Regions from separate parts of the Mus musculus genome. Here region 1 is linked to region 2. Evidence: chromatin loops called from intact Hi-C (ENCODE). Cell type or tissue: heart. All regions are shown on one strand.

Evidence for each region. Hi-C counts contacts between places; a loop is a spot of excess contacts. Peaks named below come from ENCODE experiments on the same cell type or tissue, not always from the same donor. Only the 100,000 strongest peaks of a DNase experiment are listed, where the experiment ranks them.
Region 1: it touches region 2 in a loop (1.8-fold over the local background); 2 of 42 quality-filtered maps call a loop at or near these places.

The regions. Positions count from the first base shown.
Region 1 is chr7:130,974,453-130,982,452 of GRCm38, reverse strand. Htra1 (HtrA serine peptidase 1) reads right to left here. Exons shown (of 9, transcript NM_019564.3): 4 at 2,958-3,152; 5 at 2,469-2,501; 6 at 682-796; 7 at 159-216. Among named protein-coding and RNA genes, the nearest start is that of Htra1, 42 kb to the right of the region's middle. In heart, no CTCF peak of the experiment used is centred here; a DNase peak (open chromatin) is centred at 4,472; H3K27ac peaks cover 3,470 bases; H3K27me3 peaks cover 40 bases.
Region 2 is chr7:130,823,417-130,831,416 of GRCm38, reverse strand. Btbd16 (BTB (POZ) domain containing 16) reads right to left here. Exons shown (of 16, transcript NM_001081038.2): 16 at 5,518-7,108. The coding sequence ends at 7,040. Among named protein-coding and RNA genes, the nearest start is that of Plekha1, 38 kb to the left of the region's middle. In heart, a CTCF peak has its summit at 3,829 (motif pointing left); no DNase peak of the experiment used is centred here; H3K27me3 peaks cover 929 bases.

The sequences.
Region 1 (8,000 bases), 150 kb before region 2:
CAAAGAGGCCCAAGGCCACACACCTCCCCTTCCCCAGTGTGATGACTGAAGGAAAGAAATAGTTTCTCTTCAAGAATGCCCACAAAGCCTTGTGAAGCCCAAGTGTACATACATACAGGTCATTTGTCTTTACAAAGTTATGTGTCCTGTTTACCCACCTAGATGTGAGCGACATCATTCGGATCCCAATATACTTCTTCTTGGTGACAGCTTTCCCTGGTGTGACAACAAAGGGACCAAGAAAGAGGGGGAAAAAAAAAAGTAAGTCAGCACAGTCCTCCGGAGTGTGGGGAGACAGGAGCCAGAGCTCTAAAGCTCCACCTTATAGCATGAGCCACGGGGAGGGAGGGGGGAAGGGGGGAAGGCACCCAAAAACTGTAGTTCAGTCCTGGCCTGGGTTCCAGATCTACAGTGAGGAATGTCTCTCACTTTAAAAAATACTCAAAACCTGTGGCATGACCCTGTGTGTGTTCTATGGGTGTCCGGAATGAGAATCCCTTTGTTCAACCACCACCACCACAACCACCACCGCCGCCACCACCGCCACCCTGGAAACATTTATTCTCAGCTTGAAAGGCCTGATCTTCACAACTGTCATCTTCCCTTCTCCCAATTCCTTAAGGGCAGCTATGCCTCTGGTGTAAACCTGCCAAGGTCTCCGGAATGCCCTGCTCTAGTTACCTTTGGCCTGTCGATCGTGGGACTCTGTCAAGAACTTTTTTATCTTATCGGATGGAATTGCGAAGGAGATGCCCGCCGTCACCTTCAAGGTGTTAATCCCAATCACCTCGCCATCCTGAAAAAGCAAGGGACACAGCTCACTAACTCCAGGAGGGTCAGAGGCTGGCACAGGCTGGAAGAGGGCAGAAAAATCTATAGGACGGGTGACTTGGAAATGTGTTGCCAGGTGTGGTGAGAGGCGTTAGGGCACCTGCATTCTGGAGTAGCTGAGATAGGATCACCGTGAGATCCTGGCAAGCCTGAGCTACAGTTTGAAGCCGAGTTTCAAAAACAGGTTGAGAGAAAGATGCTATCTTGACTGGTCATCCCAGGCTCTACCCACAAATGCGTACAATTAAAATAGTAATAAAAAAGAAGCGTGGGCCGGGAAGACGGCAACGTGGTTAAAGTGTCTGCCGTGCAAATAAAAGCACGTGTGTGTGTGTGTGTGTGTGTGTGTGTGTGTGTGTGTGTGTGTGTGTGTGGTGACCTGGCAGTAATTCCAGCCTCAGAGGTAGAGGCGAGATCCCCGAGAGAAAGCTGGCTGGAGCAGCCAGCTGTAGTAGCACCTAGCTCTGGATTCAACTGAGAGACCCTGCCTCACTGACTAAGGGGAAAGGCGAATGAAGATGGTCCTCCATCAACCCCGGGCCTCCACAGGCACAAATACACACATGTGCACAGCAACACCCTCTCCCTCCAATGAACACACACACACTTGGGGCCACAAACATGCAAATGCTCATATACACAGACATATGAGCGAGGGAAGTATTTGAGCTGTGTCTGAGAATCAGAAGGGCTGGAAGGAGAAGGACTAGAAATAACGAGGAGAGACATTAGGGCACCTGGGTAGTGCCACCCACATTCAGCTTTGAAGGGAACAAGAAGCTCCAGGTAGAAGCTAAATGGTTGCCTTATTGCATAGATGGATGATTTCAAACTCCACAATATTTTCTCTTTTCATGGGAAGGGATGTCTGAGTTGCTAAGGTAACTATCCATCCTTCCTTCCTCTCCTGTTTCCAATGACTCTAGATGCTGGCTTGAGCCACAGGCCTCACTCCTAACAGCTTCCCCAAGGTATGGCAGGGACAAGTAAAGCTGTGTCCCTTCCCTAAGAAGTTTCTGGTGACCTGATGCTGTGCTGACAAAAGGACTCTGAGAACTTTCAGTATACATTGTTCCTGGTGTGCTTTGTACATGTCCATTCCTGACACCAAGGGATCCAGCAGGACGGTACCATTGGGTGGCCTCTACTTGATACTCTCTCAAACAACCCCCAAGCGCTGGCATTCTGTGACCTGAAGCCTTCAACCTTATACTGAAGTGCTGAAGTCTAGGTTAAGTGAGACATCTGTGAGCAAACAGGTGGTTCCCCGTCATACCCACAGGCATTCAGGGAGAGTTCTGGCATGGATCCGAGCCAGGCCAGCTCATCTCCGCTCAGCAACCCTCAAGGCTGAAGGTACCTTTCTGCAGCTGGCAGTACTGTGGGGACTTTCAGTCCCCTTTCTGCCTAGACTGGGCTTGAACTCCATGGCATCCACCTGTGGCTTGAAACACAAGAAGAGTCCTCTAACCTTACTGCTTCCAGAAAGGGCTGGTGGGGTAAGGTGCAAAGGAACAGGGCATTCACATAGCTGACTATAAAGCTGACTGCTTGTTCTGACAAGCTCACATGCAAAGAGAAAGCAAAGACATGCCCACAGACGAAACAAACCCAGCACAGATACTGGAAAGCCTTACCAGGTTTACTAACGGGCCTCCGGAATTTCCATACTGAAACGGAACAGAAAGGGAAAGGTTGGCTCTGTATCACACCACCGCCCAATCATCGTCTCTGCCCAGATTTCAAAGCATTGTAGAAGCAGCTGGCAGGGGCCTTCCCCAGGCTTTGTCTCTGATCACCTAATATTTAACTGAGAAAATGGATCTGGACCATTTTCACAAAGCTCGGGATGCGCCACAGTGAGATGATTTAGTTCTGAGACCACTGTGAGTAGCTAAACCCACTTTTACCTCCTCCTCGGATGAGACTGGCTACCCACTCACTTCAGAACCCCATAGTTCAACTCTGTACAGCCCCAAGTGGGACATTTCTCCTAACACCAGAACATCATAGATGTTCTGGGAAATCATGCAGACTACAAGAAGGTTTGCGAATAAGAAGAAGCCCAGCTTCCTCTGCTCGAAACTTGTCCCCAGCCCAGCAGGTAGAGGGGGCAGAGGGCTCACATTGATGATAGCGTCTGTCTGAATGTAGTCCATATCGGAGTTCCGAAGTCCCAGCTCTTTGCCGCCTCGCTGGGTGGTGCTGACGATCCCAGTGGTGACTGTGTTTTGAAGAGAAAAGGGGCTTCCAATGGCAACTACAAATTCTCCAGGTCTCAGCTCTGAGGAGCGGCCGAGCAGCAGGACTGGCAGCTTTCCCTGTAAGCACAAACGGAGCTGTGGCTTAGCAAGCTGAATAATACAAATACAAAGGACAGTCCCGGTCCCTAGGAGCTGAGCTTGGGGTGGACACCCCTCTCCTGAGGGACAAGCCCCTACCATATAATCCACACACCACAGGTCATTATCGAGTCAATGGAACAGAAGACAATTGTACCAAGGAAAATGGGAAAAGGTGATAGACTGTTTCTACATCTGTGCATCTGGACAGAGAACATGGAGAGACAACCTAGGTTTAAGACTTAAAGATCAAAATCCCAGACAGAAATCCTGAGCCCATGTGCCTTGGAGGAATCAAGAAATCAAGGGTCTACTTTACCACACACATAGCCTTCCTAAGGCCTGGGATGTGGGGAGCCCTGAGGCAGACACTCACACTGCCTTTCTTGTGCACCCTGTGGTGTGAGGCACAGGGACAAGCAGAGGGGCTGGCAGCACCCAGGACCCAAATGGTGGACTGTCTCTCTTGTGCACACTGGGAAAGTCCCTATCACTATACCTGCTCCCAGACTATGCAGGCTGAGGATTCAGCTGAGGACATCCCATCTCCTGTGCCCTCTAGATACTGGGCAGAGTCAGGAGCCCTAAATAACTCCTCAGAACAAGATAGGACCATGGAGGTTGAAGGGCTGGGGAAAAGGGCTACGGGCTGCCTTCTCCCACTAACATGACCCAGGGCCTGCTTTCTTCCTCCCACATAGCCTAGAAATCCTGAATTTTCTATGCATTGCTCATAAAGTCCAAAAAAGGCTAGTGCTGGCTGCCTAAGGGAAACTCATTCACCTTGAAAAAGAATAAATTACAAAAAAAAAAAAAAAAAAAAAAAGCCAGTGTGGGTGGTGGTGGGATGGTGGGATGGTGAGATGGGTAACCCAGCCATCTGGGGCTGGGGCCAGGCTGCCAAACTGAAACTCTGCATGACAAGCATGGGCCCCTCATCTGATCAGTGGGATTAAGACAGCCCACTAATCTCACTGGTCTGTTAGGATGATGACTTAGGATAACAATGAATTAGGAGCCTGAATGCCTCTCAGGAAACAGCCTGCTTGGCCAGTGGGTCAGCTATTGACTAGTATTCAAATGACTGAAAATCCAATGAAGGATTCCAGCAACTGTGCTGTGACAAGCCAGGGGTATGTCACCTTGCCAGACACAGTTCCACACTGGCTATGACCCTTCCACTTTAAGGTCACCTGAGGCCGGAGTCTATGGCATTCCCTACGCAGACCCACTCAACATCCAATGGCACGCAGCAAGCTCAGCACGACATGTTTGTCCTGGGTGGATGCCAACAATCCCTGCCAGCAAGCTCTGCCAAGAATGACCTCAGCAATCATGGCAGGGTGGGGCAGAGTCTGGCTGCTGGTGAGTGCTGTCCACACTGGGGGAGGCCCACCAGGACAGTACCATTCCTTTGGGGCCTGGGGCTGGCTGGAAGTCCTGTCTTTGAAGCTCCGGGGATAACTGTGAAGGACAGGCAAGAGAGGCGGCTACAGCCTGCAGCAGGGCAGTCTGGACATCCCAGGAAGCAGAACTACACAGATAAGAGTCAAGCTTAGACATGGGACAGTGGGGCCAGCTACACAGTGGGGATTAAATCAGGTCTGAGGTGATCCGATGTGAGAATCTTTATCAGCATCTGGCTGTAACACCCTCCAGCCACAGCCTCTGGAGGAGATCCAGAGATGCAGGTTTAACTCATACAGCCTTTAGACACCCTGTCCAGTGCTTCTGTCCCAAGTCTGAGCTCAGGCCCAGCGGATGCTAGAAGGGAGACAAATGTTTGGGAGAAAGCTATATGGACAGATGGCAGAGACCTCTACAATGGCAGGAGACAGAGGCCTCTATGCTATTGAACACTGAGAGGACACGCCAGGCTCAAGAACAATGGTCTCATCCACTGTCACCAAGGTGTCCATATTGGGCTTGGACAAGGGGGACAACCAATGATAAGAATCCACAAGGATGCCGTGTGATCACTCTGTCACACCCGCCCAGGTGGGCAGTCCCGATGAGCATGTCTCCTTAAATATATGTTATAAATCATGAAGGGTGACTGTGCACATGAAAGCTAAACAGGCAGACACATAGTAGCTGGGTCAGGAGAGGGATATCACAGTTGAAATTCTCCATTTATATGAAAGGAACAAAACCTTCACTGCCAGATGACAAAGTGCTTTCAGAGCAATCTGATGATTTGGGGACATAACATACCCTCACACTCACACAAACCCACCATTTTACAGATATAGAAACTGAGGCTCAAGATGGAAGAGCTTCTCTCAGCCATAAGAAGCCTGGTTAAGCTGGAGAACCAGTTCCCAGCCACAGGCCTCCATCCCCATAAGGCAGGAATTCTAATTGCCGGACTCCAATTATAGGCAGAAATCCCTGTATGGGAGAGTGAGGTGGTGCGGAGGTGGCTGCCAAGCCAGATTTACAACTCCATGAGGTCAAGCTGCCTTGAGGGGCCCTTCTGGCCCTTGCTCCCTGCAGGTGCTGGCTGGCCGTGAGCCTCAGGCTTGCTAGCCTTACTTAGGTCCAAAATGGGGCTCATTCTCTGCCATAATCCTCACCCAGGCCTGTCTGCTCGGTAGCTAAGCTTTCACTGGCCAAATTCCTGCTCAGTAATTGAGCTTTTAATTCTATCCCTGTCTAGACAGTCACACTCTTGGGGGGGGACAGAGGAGATGAAATATATGTACAAGGCTGGAAGGCACAGCCACGCTGCAGCCTTGACCTTGCGGGCACCCTGCCACACTTCAGGGTCCCTGCTCTGTGTCCGCAGGCTGCTTCCCCGTGAGCCCACATCAAAGCCGTCTCCAGGCTCCTGGCTGCAGACGCTCTGTCTGGGGCTCCCTTTGAAGCAATGCCAACCATAGTCCATCCAAGAGACCAACTCTTTTCCCAACAGCCCCGTCCCACATCCCCCCATCCATCAATTCAAAGCTCCCCGAAGAAGTAAACGGGACAAACAACGGTCCTGACAGTTGCAAAGGCTGAGGAGAAGGAAGGGACCCACCCGCCACTCCTGCTGGCCTCAAAGCTGAGGAGATGCGAAAAGGCAATTTGTAAGCATAATAAAGTCATGAGATGAAGTCAGGAAAAATGGCTCTGAGGTTCCATATCCTAAAGCCAAGAAGGAGCCCTCCGCCTCTATCAGGAGGGCCAGCAGCTCTGTAGGATGTGGAAGATACGGTCACTCTCTCACAGGGAGTTCTCACCAGGCTGAAGAGAAACAGCAGCCTGAGAGGCCAGCAGAAGAGAAAGCTATGAAGAAGGAAGATGTATAACCACCATATCTTCAGGGCACTGCCTCATGCTAAATAGTATCATCAAAGTCATGAGAGAGACTAGAGAAAGAGAAGAATTCCTAGTGCCGGGAAGATGGCTCCTCCAGGCAGCCAGATGATCTGAGTTCTACTCTTAGAAACCTAATTAAAAAAAGAAAAAAGCCACACACAGTGCCACCTATCTCCTACTTTAAGATGGGAGACAGAAACAGGAGATACAGCATCGTCTTAAAGACCAGTTAGCCTGGATAATTACATGCAAGCCAGTGGCAGAAACAAGAGAGATCTTCAACAAGGTGTGTCTTAAGTTTCTATTGCTGTGAAAAGACACCACGCCCCGGGCAACTCTTATATATACATATGTAAAAATAAAATTACCTGGGGCTGGTTTAGTCCATTATCATCATGGTAGGAAGCATGGTGGTAGGTAAGCAGACATGGTACTGGAAAGTTGGCTAAGAGTTCTACATCTGGATCAGCAGACAGCAGGAAGAGAGTGACACTGGGCCTGGCTTGAGTTTCTGAAATCTCAGAAGCCACCCTCTGTGACACACTCCTTCCAACAAGGCCACACCTATGCCACATTTCCAATAGTGACCCTCTCCACAGGGGGCCATTTTCATTCAAGCCACCACAAGGTAAAAGATAAGAAGAGGCGCCAAAAAGTTGTCCATATACACACTTGCACACATATGCATAGGAACCTGCATGCCACACACCACAACTTAAGAAGAAAAAAATCATAATTCCCAAGTTATAAGCACAGCGTCACCTGAGTAGGTAGAGAATGAGCCCAAGGGACAGTGTCAGTGACTCTGGACATAGAGTCCAGGCTTCCAGTATCCTCATAAATTACTAAACACCAGCCATAGCTGGTTGTTAATTATGAAGTAAGTTGAGGGCTTGGTCCATAGAATGGTTCTAAAAAGGTCTTCCTGGTTGGTTAACTTATCACCACCAGGCCAAGCAGGCCCAGAAGCTTTACCCCCAGGACCTGAGAGGGGGACAGTCTCAACAAATTGTCTTCCCAGTGCCTGGCATAGGACTTCAAGGAGCAACATACCCAGTCCAGCTCCCCAGGTTTCCTGTCTGGTGGGCAGAGCACGGATGAACCACCGGGGCTCAAGAGGGAAGAGGAAAGGAGCCCACCCCCTTGCTGCGGGCAACTGGGCACAGGACTGTCTATAATACCAGCCCAGAATTATACTGTAAGGCTCTGTGTGTGTCTCACGTGCAGGGAACATGAAGCCAAATCCAAACCAGTCACAGCCATGTGTTGTGGCCAGGCTTCAAAAGCTGAAGGACAACATTAAGGTCCAAGCGCATCCTCCTCTCTTCTCCATCAACTTCGCGTGCTCGCTCGCTCAGTCAGAAGGCAGCCGCCACCACTACAGACACCACACAAAGACAAGGCGCCCTTTAGCACCATGACTCCTCAGAAGCACAGAGAGAACCAGTAAGGCAGCTCACCAGGTGAAAGCAACCGAGTTCCATCCCCATGAAAGGTCCCACAAGATCTGGGCTGCAGCACGTG
Region 2 (8,000 bases):
GCTCCTTTAACGTTGTCTTAGTCAGGGTTTCTATTCCTGCACAAACATCATGACCAAGAAGCAGTTGGGGAGGAAAAGGTTTATTTGGCTTACACTTCCATACTGTTGTTCATCACCAATGAAGTCAGGACTGGAACTCAAGCAGTTAAGAAAGCAGGAGCTGATGCAGAGGCCATGGAGGGATGTTCTTTACTGGCTTGCTTCCCCTGGCTTGCTCAGCCTTATAGAACTCAAGACTACCAGCCCAGGGATGGTCCCACCCACAAGGGGCCTATCCCCCTTGATCACTAATTGAGAAAATGCCTTACAGCTGGATCTCGTGGAGGCATCTCCCCAACTGAAGCTCCTTTCTCTGTGATAACTCCAGCCTGTGTCAAGTTGACACAAAATTAGCCAGTACAAACGTCCACTAATGGCTATTTAAACTTATGTCCAGTGAGAAAAGTCAACCCCCAGCTCCTTTGTGGTGGTACCCATACTCCAAGCACTTGGTGGCCATACATGGCTTGTGGCTGCCACACGGGGCAGGACAGACACTCAGTGTTTTCATCGGCACAGGGAACTCTGTTGGCCAGCCCTGCTTTGGGTTTTCTCAGGAGCATGTTCTCTTTCCCTAGAAGAAGCGCCTCCACCGTCAGCTGGCAGGGACTCAGGTCTACGTACCCAAATCTCATATCCAACATCCATCCTGTGGGAGACCTGGGGCCAGGCTGGCCCTCCTCGCTACCCTTGGCAGCCCACCCATTCTCTGAGAGGTCCCCATCCTAGGTTTACAAGGGCTTTTCCTCCTTGTACTGCAAGACAAAAAGATCTGCAGGACATAAAACGTCTGAAAAGAAAGGGGAGTGGGTGTGGTGGTACATGCCTGTAATCCTGAGGCAGAAGGATTCTGAGTTCCAGGGTATCTTAGGCTACATAATAAGATGTTAGCTCAAGAAGGAGGTAGGCAAGCCTGGAATGGTAGCACACACCTTTAATCCTAGCACCTACTACTCGGGAGGCAGAGGCAGGTGAATCTCTAAGTTCAAGGCAAGCCTGGTCTACAGAGTATTTTGTAGGCCAGCCTGAGTTACACAGAGAAACCCTTATGGGGTGGTGGGCTGTGATAGGCAGCCTGGTTTCCGGTTGAACTAGGCTCAAACCCTGGTGACCCTACAGGTGATCCTGCAGGGGGTAGCCTGCAAGGGATGATAGGCAGTTTGCCACACTCCTGGACACCAGGCCCCTGACATGAGGCCGAAGCTCTCCATAACTCTGTGACCAAGAGTCACGAAAGGGCAACGCCCCAAGCCCCTCCACAGGTAGAAAAAGTGACCATAGGTCAAGTAGCCTCAAGACAGATCTCCATTTTAATGAGGTACCTAAAGGCCTGGAAGCTTAGTCAATACAATCTCTTTCCCAGACACTCCTCCCTGCAAAAGGTATTTAACTTCAGGCCCGCCCTGGGAAAATGGAGTACAGTTTTCACATCGTCACTCTCTGCCATGACAATAAATGCCTTAAAACTATGGACTGGCCAGGCAGCGGTGGTGCACACCTTTAATCCCAGCACTGGGGAGGCAGAGGCAGGCAGATCTCTGAGTTCGAGGCCAGTCTGGTCTACAGAGTGAGTTCCAGGACAGCCAGAGCTACACAGAGAAACCCTGCCTTGAAAAAACCAAAAAAAAAAAAAAAAACAAACCAAAAAAACCTATGGACTGTCTCTTCTTATTGGGATTCGCTGAGCAGAGCAATGGAGCAGGCCTTTGTCTGAAGAGCAGCATCCAGTCTCCCGCAGGAGGCCTCTCTGTGATCCCAGCCGTGGACTCCAAGTCAAGCCGCCTGCCAAATAAGCCAAGGACTCGCTCGTCCTCGTGGGACCCTGTGGCCCCAGGCTAGATCCAGCCCTCAGGGCCCCCACTCCGTTCTCAGCTCTTCCACATTATCAAGTTGCCTGGGGTGCCCAAGAGTCTGAGAGCTATACGTTCCCAGTTCCCAGTCTCCCTGCAGGCCCGGGGACCCCCAGCCAACTCCAGCATTCCCCCAGGGAACTCAGACTGTGCTCCCCCACCCCCAGAGCAGGGTTCCTTGGCTTTTCACAGTCGGAAGCCCACCCAGTGCCTGGGGTGGGGTCTGCACAGTTAAAACTTCCGAGTCCTGCATTGCCCAAGGCCTGAGCGGACACAGGACCACACTTTTAACCCACAAACCCTGTCTTAAACAAACAAACAAACAGTGAGGAAGAATCTTTCTTACTTTTTAATGCTTTTTCCTCCTCCTCTGCCCCTCCTCCTCTTCCCCTCTGCATATGTGTGTGTGTGCTTAATTAATTAATTAATTAATTAATTAAGACAGTTAGACAAGGTCTTAATATGTTCTGGAATTCACTCTGTGGACCAGGCTGACCTTAATCTGAACTCATAGGAATCTGCCCCCCAAATTCTGGGACTAAAGGGACTAAAATAGAACCATATCCAGTTCTATTTTTTTAAGGCTGGGTCTCTCACTGGTTTGGCTAGGTGCTGGGCAGTGACCTCTAGGATCCCCCTGCCTTGGTCTCCCCGGCAGTGGGATGACAGGCACCCACCGCCACATCTGGCTTTTTATGTGGGTTCTGAGGATTCTAGCTCAACTCTCACTCTTGCCTGGCGAGCACTTTGCCCACTGAGCCATCCTCCCAGCCCACAATTCATTCTCACTCTGACAAGCCTGTGGTGAAGTTACTTCCCAATTGCCACAACCCCCGCTTCACGGGTTCAGCTGCTCTTCTGCTCCCAAGGGAGCTGCTAGCCCAACCATCTCATCCTACATCGGTGAAGCGGGCCCCAAGAAGGATGCAACCAAGCCTACAGGGCAGCAGTTTCAACCTTCAACAAGTACAAAATGACACCAAGCAGCCAGTGAGCAACAGGACCGATGTTCATCGAGTGTTTGCAACGTGCTTAAGTGACTGACGAGTAAGGTTGGCTTCTGAGGCTGAGAGTTTAGCTGACTGCCTAGAGCCACATAGCCAGTGAGTGGCAGAGGTAGGAGCCGACACTAGGTCAGCTGGTACCTGAGAGTTGCTGTGCACCAAGTGAATTGGGGACCAACTTCCCAGCACAACCCTTTCCTTTCTCATGGGCCTGGGAGGTGAGGTGAATGATGAGAAAGGCAGGCAGAGTTGGCTCCAGAAGCATACATAGGATGCAGTGTTGTCCAGTGCCCATGCCCATTACTGTGGGCACTGCAAGCATGGGTGGTAAAGCCCGACTCTGTGAAGCTTTACCTTGCGAGCAGAGCTCCTGAGAGCCTCTTGAGAATTTTTTGTCTCAAGGCTTACACTTCTCAAGTTCAGACACGGTATGGGTGAACTTGTCGCCTCTCATGCCAGATGTGTTAGTTTCGGTTTTAACCATTAAGCGAGGAGGACCCAGTGCTTCTAGGTGTGTGTTCTAGTTTCATTTCTGTTGCTACGACTAGAAGTAATTTTGCAGAGGAAAAGATGCATTTGATTGACACTGCCAGGTCCATTATTGAGAGAAGCCAGGGTAGACTCTCAAAGGGAGACCTGAAAGCCAGACCTACCAAGGGCGTCTACCAGCTGCTTCATTCACAAGCTCACGCTTAGTTAACGTTCTAATGCCACCCAGGACTGTCTGCCCAGGGAATGGTATTGCCCACAGTGGGCTGGACCCTTCTACATCAACTAAAAAGAAGACAATGACCCACAGACATGCATGCAGGCCAATCTGATCTAGGAAGTCCTCAGTTGAGACTCCATTCGCAGATGGCTCTGGACTGTGTCAAGTTGACAGTTACCTCTAAGACAGAGTTTTTCCAGATTGCCGATTTCAGCCACTGGAATTCTGGCTCCCAAGTTTGAGGTCAACTGTGCCCTCTGGTGGACAGGAGTGGATTCTCAGAATTAGAACAAATGGTTCTCCAGAGTGTGTGTGTGTGTGTGTGTGTGTGTGTGTGTGTGTGTGTGTGTGTGTGTGTGTGTAGTAGTGGGGTTTAGGGAAGGGGATGGGAGAAGGGGCTTCTTAGGGAAGCTGTATTGATACTGTATTAGAGGATGTCTTTTTTTCTTCTTTTTATCAGTGTGGTAAAATAGATTCCTAAACCTGATGTTTTGTGGGTGTTGAGGGTACTGGAAAGGAAGACAAATGCATGTTTGCGGCACCATGAGGAGCTTCATTGAGAAATGGAAGCTTCTAGACTGCAGTCTTTTCTAGCATCACCCACAGATTTCTTGCAACCATGCATTGCATAACCCATTTATAACAACAACAAACCCCCCAAAGAGCCCCCTCAAACCATGCCAGAGGGTGTCCCTGCCTAGCCCCTCAGTGACGGCGGTCCCCTCCGTCCTATTTTTTTTCTCTCATTATTCTTCAGTAACCTGGTGGTAAGCAACACTGACTTTTCTAAAGAGCTTCACTCCATGCCTGTCTGGTAAGCTGTACCTCCAGGCAACTGTGGTCAGATCTTAGACATGCTGTTGGATGAATGTGTGTGGCCACAAAGGATGCCTGTGATGATGAACAGGGATTGTCAACCTGACAGGATCAAGAATCACCTATGAGACAAGCCTCTCGGTGTTTCTCAGTGAGATCAAGTTAACTGAGGTGGGAAGACCCACCCTAAACGTGGGTGTCACCATCCACGGGCTGGGGCCCTGGCCTGAAAGGGAGGGAGAAAGTGGCTGAACATCAGCATCTATCTGTTTCCTGACTGCAGGGGCACCGTCACCAACTGTCACCAGCTGCAGGGGCACCATCACCAACTGTCGCCAGCTGCAGGGACACCATCACCAGCTGTCACCAGTTGCAGGGGCACTGTCATCAGCTGTCACCAGATGCAGGGGCACCATCACCATCTGTCACCAATTCAGGGGCACCATCACCAGCTGTCACCAGTTTCAGGGGCACTGTCACCAGTTGCAGGGGCACCATCACCAGCTGTCACCAGCTGCAGGGGCACTGTCATCAACTGTCACCAGTTGCAGGGGCACTGTCATCAGCTGTCACCAGTTGCAGGGGCGCTGTCACCAGTTGCAAGGGCCCCATCACCAGCTGTCACCAGTTGCAGGGGCACAGTCACCAGTTGCCTCAAACTCTGGCTATCATGACTCCACTGCATCCTTGAACTGTGAGCCAGAACAGACCCTTTTTTTATTTTTAGTTAAGTTGTTTCTTGTCAGATATTTGATCACAGCAACAAGAAAAGTAACCAGTACAATGGCTGAGGTGTTTTTCTGCTTATCAGTCAGTCAGACTCTGGCCAGACTAGCTAGTGGAGTTGAAAGTCTGGATAGTTTTTTTTCTGGGGGTGAGGGAGTCTGAGTGAGGCTGGCTGGGACATACAGGACCTGACCACTATGTTTTAATCTGAGCACTAGTCTACCTTATGACTGTTTGTCCACCTATATCATAGCAAGTTCTTTTCCCATTCATTTTGAGTTATTAAGACCTTGTATTAGAATATCATTTGGGTTACTGAGTGTCATAGTTAGGGTTTTACTTTTGTGAACAGACACAATGACCAAGGCAACTCTTAGAAGGATAACATTTAATTGGGGCTGGCTTACAGGTTCAGAGGTTCAGTCCATTATTATCAAGGCGGGAACATGGCAGCATCCAAGCAGGCATGGTGCAGGAGGAGCTGAGAGTTCTACATCTTCATCGTCTTCATCTGAAGGCTGCTAGCAGAAAACTGACTTCCAGGCAGCTAGGTTGAGGGTCTTAAAGCCCACACCCACAGTGACACACCTACTTCAACAGGGCCACACCTTCTAATAGTGCCACTCCCTGGGCAGAGCATATACAAACCATCACACTGACCATTATGGGGCTTTGATACTTCATATAATTTGTACCTGAGTGTCTCACTGGTCCTCACACTAATGTGAATTATGGAGGCCATGTTTTCCAATATCTATTGCACTGTGTCATATGTGTCTCCAACACTACCAAACCATTCCTATGTAACCTGGAAAACATTAAAAAAAAAAAAACCCAAACAAACAAAACCCCCAAAACCCAGACAGTTGAAGCAGAGTAAACAGAATATGGAGACCCAGATATAATGATGAAGCGAGATCTAGTTGGTCAAGCACAGGAGATTGATGCAGCCCAGGACTGCAGCCTTGGCAGATGCCTCCATCACTTGAAGGCTGGTAGGTGGCTAATATCAGAGCAAGGACAGGCCCTGTGTTGGACCCTGGAAGGATGGAAGGAAACTTCAGGGTAGCAAATGGAAGGAAGGATCAGAGAAAGCTGGGGCCACAAAGGGACACAGTCACTGCAGAAAGATGCCCATGAACCCAGAGAGGTGATAGCTATCCCAATTTCTCTCCTCTCCTGTCTCTCTAGCTCCCACGACTACTTCTCTTTTACTGGTCTTGAGTGGGAGCAACAGCATAGAAGAGTGGGACACAGGAGGAAGAAGTGGTTCTGGAAGCAGGCTCCCAAAGCCCAGTGCTTTGGCGCTGATTCTTCTCCCAGGCCCACCTCCCACGGTCCTACCAGCCCTTCTAACCTCCTGAGATTCTCTGTTGGAAGGAAGACTCCCTCAGCTGTGTGCCATCCCACACCAGACATTAGGTAGGCTGGACGTACCCACCTGACTGTCTTCATAACTCTACCAACTCTCCAGGTTCTCAAAGAAAACTGGCATCACGGAGGGGTGGACAAAGGTGACCCTTTGTACAGTCCTCTCTCTTAGGAAAGGGTGCAGTGTGTGACTTAACTTCGAAACCAGAGGGGAAGGGATATCTTAGGTCTGCAGATCATTGTGTGAAACAATTAGTAGCTGCTAAGGTCCTTGGTCAGGCATCTGCAAGAAGATTAGCCTGTCAACAGACCGAGTGAGCTTAAATGTGAATTTTCCCAATCTTATCTTCAGATGAAAACGGAAGCAGATTGGCACTAAACTCTAATGCCTGAGCCGACGACCCAGGGGAGCTGACGCGCTCAGGCAGCCGGACACAGTGCTCCCCTCCTTAATGTCATTTTTATTTCTCTTATGAAGTCAGGCCGGCCAGGGAAGGGGATCCCATAGATTCCTATGAAAGCTATCAAGATGCTGGGAAGATGAAGGCAAAGCTGGCGTAGATCGGGATGCCCACGGTTTGGATTTTCAAGACCTAAAAATAAGGAATGAGGAGAAACGAGACTTTCAGATTAACGCCTCATTATCAAAGGGTTGTATAAGCTGGCACTTTCCAGACCAGCCTGCAGCAGAGTAGCCCAGGGAGAGCATAAATAAACATTTCAGACATAGTTTAGATAAAGTGCTTAAGTCTTTGGGAGTTGTAGAAAGGCTAGACCTGTGTTGTCACCTGATCTAGGTGAAGCATTTCCAACCCTTGAGGCTTCCTACCGGGTCCTAGCCTCTCCCAGCCTTCGACAGAGAGGATGGCTGTGCTGATTCAAGCCCCCACACGAAGCCTTTATAAGCGTTAAACCCAGGCCCCACCAGCTATGGAGCATTTGATCTCCTTACTTGTGAGGTCTCCTGATCTCCAACAGGGGCATCTCAAAGCCCTAGGTCACTCTAATGTGTCCCCAGGGTCAGGACTGAGACTGACTCTGTGGTTTGTGGTACAGTGTCATTCTCAATAGGGTACCAGGGTGAGTCCCAACCTCAAAGCCACAGCCAAAGAGCCCCCCCCCACACTTTTTTTTTTGGTTCTCAGGCTATTTGGGACAAGTACTAAGTCTACCTAGATGTTGATTCCACTCTAGGGTTGATGGGCTCTGTCCTCCTGGGTAAGCCAGAAGGAGGCAGATAACCTGAGAAGGATTTCAGAGGGATTAATGTGTTATGACCCCTTGCATCTATACACAAATACCTATTGACGTTTACAAAACGGGTCTGCGGTGCCTCTGACTTGATCTGTTAGAGTCACCCACAACTAATGCTTTTCATTTTAGAAGGGATCTCTTTGGCATCATTTGGAACCGTTGTAATCCTAAGGAAACTGAACACAATCCTCATATGGATCCCTGGTGATCTGAAGATAGGAATGCCCAAAA